2 separate regions of the Homo sapiens genome follow, and region 2 is linked to region 1. A link is an interaction called in ENCODE POLR2A ChIA-PET data of the cell type or tissue named here. Cell type or tissue: OCI-LY7. All regions are shown on one strand. Links, peaks and the distances in the headings refer to the core of each region. The heading gives the core; the rest is flanking DNA.

Region 1 (5,377 bases), core at 242-5,241:
GACTTGTACATATATATATATATTTTGAAGTAAACATAAACTCTTGGGAGGCCGAGGTGGGTGGATCAGGGGGTCAAGTGATCGAGACCATCCTGGCCAACATAGTGAAACCCCCTCTCTACTAAAAATACAAAAAAATAGCCGGGCGTGGTGGCGGGCGCCTGTAGTCCCAGCTACTCAGGAGGCTGAGGCAGGAGAATGGCGTGAACCCAGGAGGCGGAGCTTGCAGTGAGCCGAGATCGTGCCACTGCACTCCAGCCTGGGCAACAGAGCAAGACTCTGTCTCAAAAAAAAAAAAAAAACATAAACTCAGGATTTTATTGTCTTCATAATAAAACAAAAGATGACACTTAGAACTGGATCACTTGGCCCTTTCTCTTCTTATCTCCTCCCAGTTCAAAATGCTTGCATCTTTTAATAGCCAGCATTCTCTTAGATCTGCAGTTGGGCTCAACGCACTCAAGCCTTAGCACAGTCTTCTTTGTGGTTTCAGCCTTTTTCCGGAAAATCGACTTAGTCTGCCCACCATAGCCACTCTGCTTCCTGTCATAACGCCGCTTTCCCTGGGCATACAGAGAATCCTTTCCCTTCTTGTACTGTGTCACTTTGTGGGGTTGATGCTTGCCACACTTCTTAGAGAAAGTCCAGTGAATTTTAGGAAAGTTGACCATTTGCGTGAGTGCTATCAGCACAGAAAGGACTTGTATATTTTTAATTCTTCTGTGTAAAGCTCACCTCATTCCTCATCTCTTAAATTTCTTCCTGATTTGGGCTCTTAACATTATTTTCAGTCTCTTTGCAAAAAAAAACCAAAAAACAAAAAGAACTGTCTTCACTGAAACTTGTCTCTTCCTCCTCTTATAATCTCATCTCTTGATCAATCTGCTTCCGTTAAACCAAAGTGTCGTGTGGCTACAAAGTCATAACTCGAGGGAATATGGGGGTTGGAATAGAAAATGCAGCTGTGGGGTAATAGCTAAAAACATTCCTTGGAGATTTTAAAGCTGAAGGAAACTTTTTGTGAGCTCACCCGTGGATTTGTGCAGAGGGAGTGAATAAGCAAGTGAAGACACAGTGATGGGAGCAGCTTGCTCATGCTCAGGAGTCTGACTAGGCCTTTAAAAATTATTTGTGGCCGGGCACGGTGGCTCATGCCTGTAATCCCAGCACTTTGGGAGGCCAAGGTGGGCAGATCACCTGAGGCCAGGAGTTCGAGACCAGCCTGGCCAACATGGTGAAACCCCGTCTCTATGAAAAATACAAAAATTAGCTGAGCATGGTGACAGGCGCCTGTAATCCTAGCTACTCAGGAGGCCAAGGCAGGCAAATCACCTGAGGTCAGAGGTTCAAGACCAGCCTGACCAATATGGTGAAACCCCATCTCTGCTAAAAATACAAAAATTAGCCAGGCGTGGTGGCGGGTGCCTGTAATCCCAGCTACTCGAGAGGCTGAGGCAGAGAATCACTTGAACCTGGGAGGCGGAGGTTGCAGTGAGCCGAGATTGTGCCACTGCACTCCAGCCTGGGCAACAGAGTGAGACTCTGTCTCAATAAATAATAATAATAATAATAATAATAATAATAATAATAATAATAGTAGTAGTAGTAGTAGTAGTAGTAGTAGTAATAGTAGGCCGGGCGCAGTGGCTCACGCCTATAATCCCAGCACTTTTGGAGGCCGAGGCAGGCGGATCACGAGGTCAGATCAAGACCGTCCTGGCTAACACAGTGAAACCCGTCTCTACTAAAAATATAAAAAATTAGCTGGGCGTGGTTGCAGACGCCTGTAGTCCCAGCTACTCGGGAGGCTGAGGCAGGAGAATGGCCTGAACCTAGGAGGCGGACCTTGCAGTGAGCCGAGATTGTGCCACTGCACTCCAGCCTGGGCGACAGAGCGAGACTCCATCTCAAAAAAAAAAAAAAAATAGTAACAGTAATAAAATAAAAATTATTTGTGAAGGATGTGAGCTTTCACCTAAAGCCACAGCAAATGAAACAATCTTTGTAGGTGCAGCCTCATCCTCAGATGCTTCTGGTCTCTGCCACCTCGAGCTCTTCAACATTCATTTGTGTTCTTTGCTGTTTTGTTTTCTTTTTCTTTCTTTTTTTTTTTTAACCCGACACTTCAGTAGCTGTTTTGTATACTTAAACATTTGAATAAAACTTAATTTTTAAGCATCTAATTACATCACTCCAGTTTCAGGGCTTGTGTGTGCAAGCTCCCAGTGCAGGTGGAGCAGTTGGGTTGAAAGGCCTGGTCTCTGGCTCAGGGTTGCAGCTGCATTGTTCATCCTGTGTTTTGCCTCCGGCAGAACCAAGCTTTTTCTGAAATTCTAGAGTGAAGAGGTTTAGAGGTATGTGCAGCAATACCTGGGCTATCTGATAACGTGATATTCTGGATACTAGAATTTTCCAGATAACCAAAATCGTAACCATTCATGTACTCAAATGTTACATTTTTGGCCAGCATGATGGCTCACGCCTATAATCCCAGCACTTTGAGAGGCCAAGGTAGGTGGATTGCTTGAGGCCAGGAATATGAGACCAGCCTAGCCAACATGGTGAAATCCCGTGTCTGCTAAAAGTACAAAAATCAGCTGGGTATAGTGGCGCATGCCTGTAATCCCAGCTACTTGGGAGGCCGAGGCACTTGAATCACTTGAACCCGGGAAGTGGAGGTTGCAGTGAGCCGAGATCATGCCACTCCACTGCAGCCTGGGTGACAGAGCAACAGAGCAAGACTCTCTCAAAAAAAAAAATTACATTTTTAAAAGCATTAATTCCATATTTTCCTTCTTTCTGGGGGAGAAAAACATACTAAACACCAAGTAATAATTTTTGTTCTGTAGACAGCCATAGTTCTAAGTTGATGTCAAATCTAGGAGTTGCCCTGGAGTTGTGTTTGTTGGGGGAGGGGACACTTTTTAGAGGGATTTGCCTCTGTCTTGGTAAAGGTGACAAGAAGAGAGTGTAGCTCTATGAACTCCTGGCAGGTAAATAGAGTTATCTTTTTCTGCAAAGTTATTGGTCACAAATCAAAAGTGTCCCTTTCTAATGATTACTTTGTTCTGTTTTGATGCACAAATAGGTTACAAGCAGCTCTTTGTCAGTCTGACTCTCTGTCTTCCAAGAACAAGTGTATACAGTAAAAGTAGACACACCTCACCATTTCAGGAGTTAAGACATTTTCAAAAACTCTTCATAGCTGGTATGGGTGCACGCACCTGTAGTCCCAGCTACTCCAGCCTGAGCAACGTAGACTCTGTCTCTGAAATAAAATAATAAATATTGTTTATAAGCCTGTGGGGTTTTTATTATTACTATAGGATGATGCTTTATAAGGTCATTATTAGACCACATTTTCCTTCTAGACCTTATTTTTGGTAGATAACAGAATCCTGGCCTTAAATAACTTTTAAAGTAGCTCCTTTTCTCAAAGGCTATTCAGAGTTTTCTGTGCTGCCAGTACAGGGGCAGGTGGTGGTGGCCCGGCAGGGTTCAAGCGCACTTTCCCTCCTCAAACTTGTCCTTGGTGTGTGCTTTATAATTGTCTATCAATACAGCACCATTGCTGGCTGCAGCACAATGCAGTGTTTTTAAAATGAAGACTTAAAAATTATGAGTGTACCTTGCATATATTGTTTTATCTCATTCCAGTCTTTGATGTGATTTTTTTACGAGAAACAAAATGATGACTAGAAGAAAGTTTTCATCAATACTCTATCAATATTTATGTGACTCTTGGAAACTTTGAATACACTGGGATTTACCACTAGCTAATTTTTTTTGAGAGTTTGCTACACATATTTATTAGCTCTTTCAGGATTTATCACCTTATCCTAAGCATTGAAACCCAGTGTCTGGCACCTGCAGTCAGAGTGTGGTAAGCATAGCAGATAAGCACCAGCATTGCAAAGCTCTGCAGGGCATACCCTCTGTTAAGAAAGCGTAGTCATTAATGCAGCCTGGCTAGTTGTCGATCATCTGTCATTCTTATCTACCCTTTCTATTGCATCTCACTTTGAATGGCAGTACACAGACAGCACTCACTTTAGAGCAATCCAGCTTCTGATTGGCTACGAGTACAGCATTGTTCAACATCTTGAATAAATCATTTTGTAAAGAATGTTACCAGTTTCCTCTCAGAACTTTGTTATGCAGTGTAGATTACCACTGTACTAGCCAACATTTTCCTGGGCCCACCATTTTGGGGTTGTATTCACATTTTTGTTTTATCTTTTACCAACTTTATGCCTTCTGCCCTTTGCCTTTTGTTGTAAGTCTAGAATTCATAGGGTGGCTTTCACGCTGTACCTGATTCTGTTCTGCTCCGTATATACTAGTCCCCCCTTACCTGCGGCCAGTTGCAATCCAACATATAAATAACATATTTTGGCCAATCGCAGTGGCTCACACCTGTAATCTCAACACTTAGGTAAGCTGAGGCAGGAGGATACTTGAGCGCAGGAGTTCAAGACCAGCCTGGGCAACATGGCAAGTGCCTATAGTCCCAGGTACTCAGGAGGCTGAAATGGGAGGATAGCTTGAACCCAGGAAGTTGAGATGCCATGAGCCGTGATGGTGTCACTGTACTCCAGACTGGGCAGCAGAGCAAGACCCTGACTCAAAAAAAAAAAAAAAAGATATTTTGAGAGATAACACATTCACATAAATTTTTATTACAGTATATTGTTATAACTTTTCTTTTACACTTTTTAAATATAAAGACAGGGTCTCACTATGTTGCCCAGGCTGGTCCTAAACTCCTGGGCTAAAGCAGTCTTCCCACCTTAGCCTTCCAAACTGCCAGGATTACAGGTTTGAGCCAGCACACCTGGCCTGTTAAAACTTTTCTATTTTACTACTAGTCATCATTAATCTCTTACTGTGCCTAATTTACAAATTAAACTTATAGGTAGGACTGGCATGGTGGCTCACACCTGTAATCTCAGCACTTTGGGAGGCTGAGGCAGGAGAATCCCTTGAGTCCAGGAGTTCAAGACTAGCCTGGGCAAAATAAATAAATCGGCTGGGCACGGTGGCTCGTGCCTGTAATCCCAGCACTTTGGGAGGCCGAGTCGGGTGGATCACAAGGTCAGGAGATCGAGACCATCCTGGCTAACATGGTGAAACCCCGTCTCTACTAAAAAATACAAAAAATTAGCCGGGCGTGGTGGCAGGCGCCTGTAGTCCCAGCCACTCGGGAGGCTGAGGCAAGAGAATGGCGTGAACCCGGGAGGCAGAGCTTGCAGTGAGCCGAGATCGCGCCACTGCACTCCAGCCTGGGCGACAGAGCGAGACTCTGTCTCAAAAAAAAATAAATAAATAAATCTAAAAAAAAATAAAACGTATAGGTATGTGTATAGTGTAGGAAAAA
Region 2 (5,377 bases), core at 91-5,090, 220 kb after region 1:
ATCACAAGGTCAGGAGTTCAAGATCAGCCTAGCCAACATAGTGAAACCCCGTCTCTACTAAGTAAAAAAAAAAAAAAAAAAAATTAGCTGGGCCTGATGGTGTGTCCCTGTAGTCCCAGCTACTTGGGAGGCTGAGGCAAGAGAATTGCTTGAACTCAGGAGGTGGAGGTTGCAGTGAGCTGAGATCGTGCCACTGCAATCCAGCTTGGGCGACAGAGTGAGACTTCACCTCAAAAATTAAAAAAAAAAAAAAAAAGTGTCCAAAGAATAATTCATGTTAGAAAATGCCTGTAATTTAAGATGAAGGAGGGAAGAAGGACACCAGATTGTACATACAATAAGATAGGCCCGCTAAGACGCCACCTCCTCTAAGAGCTTTCTGTGAGCACCTAACCTGCCCCCCCACCACGCCCCCCTCACCAGGCTTTGCTTCTTTCCTTCACACTTACTGACATTACAGTAGTTATTTGTCAAAATATTGGCTGTTGCTCCACTAAACTATAAACTCCGTGAGAATGGGGACTCTGCCTTGTCTCATTCTCTATCAGCAGCCTCGCATTAGCAGGTGTTTAATAAATAGGAAAACGTTATCTCTACAGATATTCTTTTAAAAATTAAAAAAGCCAGGGCCAGGCACAGTGGCTCACTCCTGTAATCCCAGCACTTTGGGTGGTGAGGCAGGAGGATCACCTGAGGTCAGGAGTTCAAGACTAGCCTTGCCAACATGGTGAAACCCCATCTCTACTAAAAATACAAAAAATTAGCTGGGCGTGGTGGCACACGCCCGTAGTCCCAGCTACTCGAGAAGCTGAGGCAGGAGAATCGCTTGAACCCAGGAGGCGGAGGTTGCGGTGAGCCGAGATCACTCCACTGCACTCCAGCCTGGGCAACAAGAGTGAAACCCCGTCAAAAATAATAATAATAATAATTTTAAAAGATATTATTCTTTTTTGTTTTTGTTTTGAGACGGAGTTTTGCTCTGTCGCCCAGGCTGGAGTGCAGTGGCGCAATCTCGGCTCACTGCATCCTCCACCTCCGGGGTTCTCTGCCTCAGCCTCCCGAGTAGCTGGGATTACAGGCGCCCGTCAACATGCCCGACTAATTTCCTTTTGTATTTTTAGTAGAGATGGGGTTTCACCATCTTGGCCTGGCTTATCTTGAACTCCTGACCCTGTGATCCACCTGCCTCGCCCTCCCAAAGTGCTGGGATTATAGGCGTGAGCCACCACACCTGGCCAGATGTTATTCTTTTTTAAAAGCTGAATTTCACTGAGATAGGAGAATAACTCATCAAACGACACCATTAACACAGTAAAAAGGCAAAAGGAGAAAACATTCACTGACTATCCATCTGACAGAACGCTGGTATCCAGAACACATCAAGAACTCCTGCATATCAATAAAAGATGAACAACCCAATTTTGAAAATGAGCAAAAAGACTTAAACAAAGTCTTCTTTGCAAAAGGGCCAAAACATATGGAACTGTGCTCATTACGTATCAGAGAAATAAAAAGTATAACCACAAGAACATGCCACTACACACTCAACATAATAGCAAAAATAAAAAACACTGCTGCTGCGTGCAGTGGCTCACACCTGTAATCCCAGCACTTTGGGAGGCCGAGGAGGGTGGATCACTTGAGGTCAGGAGTTCCAGACCAGCCTGGCCAACATGGCGAAAACCTGTCTCTACTAAAAATACAAAAATTAGCTAGGCATGGTGGCCTACACATGCAACCTCAGCTACTCCGGAGGCTGAGGTGGGAGAATTGCTTGAACCCAGGAGGCGGAGGTTGCAGCAAGACGAGATTGTGCCAACTGTGCTCCAGCGTAGGCGACAGAGCGAGACTCCATCTCAAAAACAAACAAAAAAAGGCCAATACTAAGTGTTGGCAAGGAAGTGGAGCATATAGCATAACCTGGTGTAACTACGTGGAAAGTGATTTGGCAGCTTCTCATGACGTTAAACGCACATCTACCCTAGGACTGAGCAACTCCACTCCTAGGTGAGAGAAATGAGTACATATTTGTATGAACATGATCCTAACAGCTTCATTCATAAAGCTTCTAAACTAGAAACAATTCAAATCTCCGTCTACAGGCAGATGCATGAACAAATTGTGGCACATCCAAAGGAATGGATGATACTGCAATAATTTGGATGAATCTGAAAAACATAATGTTGAGTGAAAGAAATCAGATACGAGAGTAGATCCTGCATGGTTCTGTTTGTATGAAGTTCAAGAACAGGCAAAGCAAATCCACAGGATAGAGGTTAGAATAGTGGTTGCCTTGGAGTGGGAGATACTGACCCAGCGTGGGTGTGAAGGGAGTTTCTACGTCTTGGTTTAGGAGCTGCTTACATGGATGTACACATAGCTCAATGAATTTCAAAATTCACCAAACTGACACTTAAGATATGTGCATTTTATTCTGTTGATCATACTGCAATCTTTTTTTTTTTTTTTTTTTTTGAGACCGAGTCTTGCTCTGTCGCCCAGGCTGGAGTGCAGTGGTGCGATCTCAGCTCACTGCAATCTCCGCCTCCCAGGTTCAAGTGATTCTCCTGCCTCAGCCTCCTGAGTAGCTGGGACTACAGGTGCCCGCCACCATGCCCAGCTAATTTTTTGTATTTTTAGTAGAGATGGGGTTTCACCGTATTAGCCAGGATGGTCTTGATCTCCTGACCTCGTGATCCGCCCGCCTCGGCCTCCCAAAGTGCTGGGATTACAGGCCTGAGCCACCGTGCCCAGCCACCATACTGCAGTCTTAAAAATCGTTATAAAACAGAAAGGAGAACAAGTTCCGACTTCCTGATGAACATGCTCTGCACAAGACAGAGAGAAAACAAGAAGCAAGGGCAGGGCCTTCCAGACATCAGGACACACAGGAACTCTACACGAGAACCCTGGAGAGGCAAAAGAGGAAACCCCACATGAAAGCAAGATGAGAAAGCCGGAGACTCAGGGAGGTCAGGTGGGTGACCTCAGCTCACACGCCATGTTGGGCACTGGTGCAGGGAGGGACAACCTGGACCATGAAGGGAAGGTTGAAGGATGGTCCCAGGGATTAAATGAGGTGATGCTGGCCGGGCGTGGGGGCTCATGCCTGTAATCCCAGCACTTTGGGAGGCCGAGGGTGGATCACCTGAGGTCAGGAGTTCAAGACCACCCTGGCCAACATGGCAAAACTCCATCTCTACTAAAAATACAAAAATTAGCTGGGCATGGTGGCACTCACCTGTAGTCCCAGCTACTTGGGAGGCTGAGGCAGGAGAATGGCTTGAACTTGGGAGGCGGAGGTTGCAATGAGCCCAGATCATGCCACTGCACTCCAGCCTGGTCAACAGGGCGAGACTCCATCTCAAAAACAAAACAAAACGAGGTGATGCTTCTGACAAGTGCTTAGCTGGCACCTGGCACCTGGTGGCTGGGCAGGCCCTCGGCAAGGGCAGCTCAAAATACAGCTACATCTGGGGACTCGCCCATGCTGAGCTGAAGCAGCCCAGGGTCAAAGTCTTCACAGCAGGCTGGGCGTGGTGGCTCACGCCTGTAATCCTAGCACTTTGAGAGGGCCGAGGCAGGCGGATCACAAGGTCAGGAAATCGAGACCATCCTGGCTAACACGGTGAAACCCTGTCTCTACTAAAAAAAAAAAAAAATACAAAAAAAATTAGCTGGGCGTGGTAGCGGGTGCCTGTAGTCCCAGCTGCTGGGAAGGCTGAGGCAGGAGAATGGCGTGAACCCGGGAGGCGGAGCTTGCAGTGAGTCGAGATCGCGCCACTGCACTCCAGCCTGGGCGACAGAGCGAAACTCCGTCTCAAAAAAAAAAAAAGAAAAAACTGTATCACAGGGTATTTTCAGAAGTCTCACCACCATTCTGGTCCCTTCTACCTTGTTCCCTGCCTCGTACTAACCCATTTCCTTATTACACTTTTGTGTCTTGCCAGCGTGAGTGCATACACAGAGGTGTGTTCATCTCCACCCTGCCTTCTCACACAAAGGGTAGCTTACTCTATGTACTGTCTGTCCTTCAGACTTGAAATTGAAGGAGCCATTTTCAAGACACTGAAGGAAAACCCAAGAACAAATAATCCCCTGTGAATAGTCCAGTGTACCAGTCCAGTGTACCAGTGTACCAGTGTACAGTCCAGTGTACCAGTGTCATAGAGGAACTGCCACTGGGGCTGGGTGCAGTGGCTCATGCCTGTAATCCTAGCACTTTGGGAGGCTGGGGTCGGAGGATCACTTGAGCCCAGGAGTTTGAGGCCAGAACAAGGGACTAGAGTCTGAGCCTGGTGCCAGCTGGGTTCCCAGGGCACAGAATTTGGATCCTGGATGACAGGGGCGAAGTCCTGGCTCCAGTTATCACTAACAGCGGGAGCCCCAGGCAGTGGACTTGCCCTCACTTGGTGGTGGGGGTTCCCGATATGTACAAAGGGGTTAGAACCATCGGCCTTGCCGTTCATGACCGATTCAGAGGCCTTGTGGACAGGCTGGTTCAGGTGGGCGTGTGGCGAGCACATGGTGTGCACTGGGCGGGCATCCAGGAGAGGCAGCTTTTATCCCAACAGCACCCAAACAGGAGCCCTGGACCCTGGGCAGAAAAGGCAGCCAGAAGCACAGAAAGGGTCAATAAACTAGTTCTACAATTGCTCTAAATGGGCAGATCCACAAGAGGCCACAAAAGAGGCCAGAGACTTGAAAACCCGTGCGTGTTCTCCGCGGTCGCTGTAGCCGGATCCTTCCTCATGGCTGTGGCGGTGCCGACGGCGGGCAACTGAGAGGAAGCCACAGGAGAAAGAGACCGCCACACAGAGACGACGGTGAGTGAGGCCAGGCCCCTGTTGGCAAGTGGTTGCTGCCACTGTAGTTCCACTGCCACCGCTGATGGGAACACTTGAGGCCAGACTGAAGCCCTGGCTGACATGGAGAGAGAGCAGGGGCTTCTCTAGGGGCCTGCAGGCCCCCAAGCATGGAAATAAAGGAAAATCTTGAGTCCCTTCATGAAATTCCAGGCACCTAGCTAGCCCTGAGAAGCAAGTGAGCAACTCGATAAGCAAGAAGGTAATAGTTAGCTTAAAACAATAGCCAAGGAAGTCAGAATCAGGGGATGTCTGGTTTCCCCATAGAAACTAAAGATAACTTTGTTTTTTTTTTTTTTTTGAGACAGTCTTGCTTTGTCGCCCATGCTGGAGTGCAGTGGCACGATCTTGGCTCACTGTAACCTCTGCCTGCCTCCTGGGTTCAAGCGATTCTCCTGCCTCAGCTTCCAGAGTAGCTGGGATTACAGGCTCCTGCCACCACACCCAGCTAGATTTTGTATTTTTAGTAGAGACGGGGTTTCACCATGTTGGCCAGGCTGGTCTTGAACTCC

What was found. ChIA-PET counts read pairs that join two places held together with the same protein. Peaks named below come from ENCODE experiments on the same cell type or tissue, not always from the same donor. Only the 100,000 strongest peaks of a DNase experiment are listed, where the experiment ranks them.
Region 2: POLR2A ChIA-PET joins it to region 1 with 5 read pairs; 5 of 35 experiments call an interaction of 5 or more read pairs at or near these places.

The regions. Positions count from the first base shown.
Region 1 is chr17:75,334,121-75,339,497 of GRCh38, reverse strand. The region is part of intron 2 of GRB2 (growth factor receptor bound protein 2); the gene reads left to right. It also overlaps the pseudogene RPL36AP7. Among named protein-coding and RNA genes, the nearest start is that of SLC25A19, 47 kb to the right of the region's middle. RefSeq lists enhancers at 399-568, 2,026-2,135. In OCI-LY7, for the core only: no CTCF peak of the experiment used is centred there; DNase peaks (open chromatin) are centred at 497, 902 and 2,247; H3K4me3 peaks cover 2,850 bases; H3K27ac peaks cover 4,122 bases.
Region 2 is chr17:75,117,912-75,123,288 of GRCh38, reverse strand. All of the region lies in intron 2 of ARMC7 (armadillo repeat containing 7), which reads right to left. Among named protein-coding and RNA genes, the nearest start is that of ARMC7, 11 kb to the right of the region's middle. In OCI-LY7, for the core only: no CTCF peak of the experiment used is centred there; no DNase peak of the experiment used is centred there.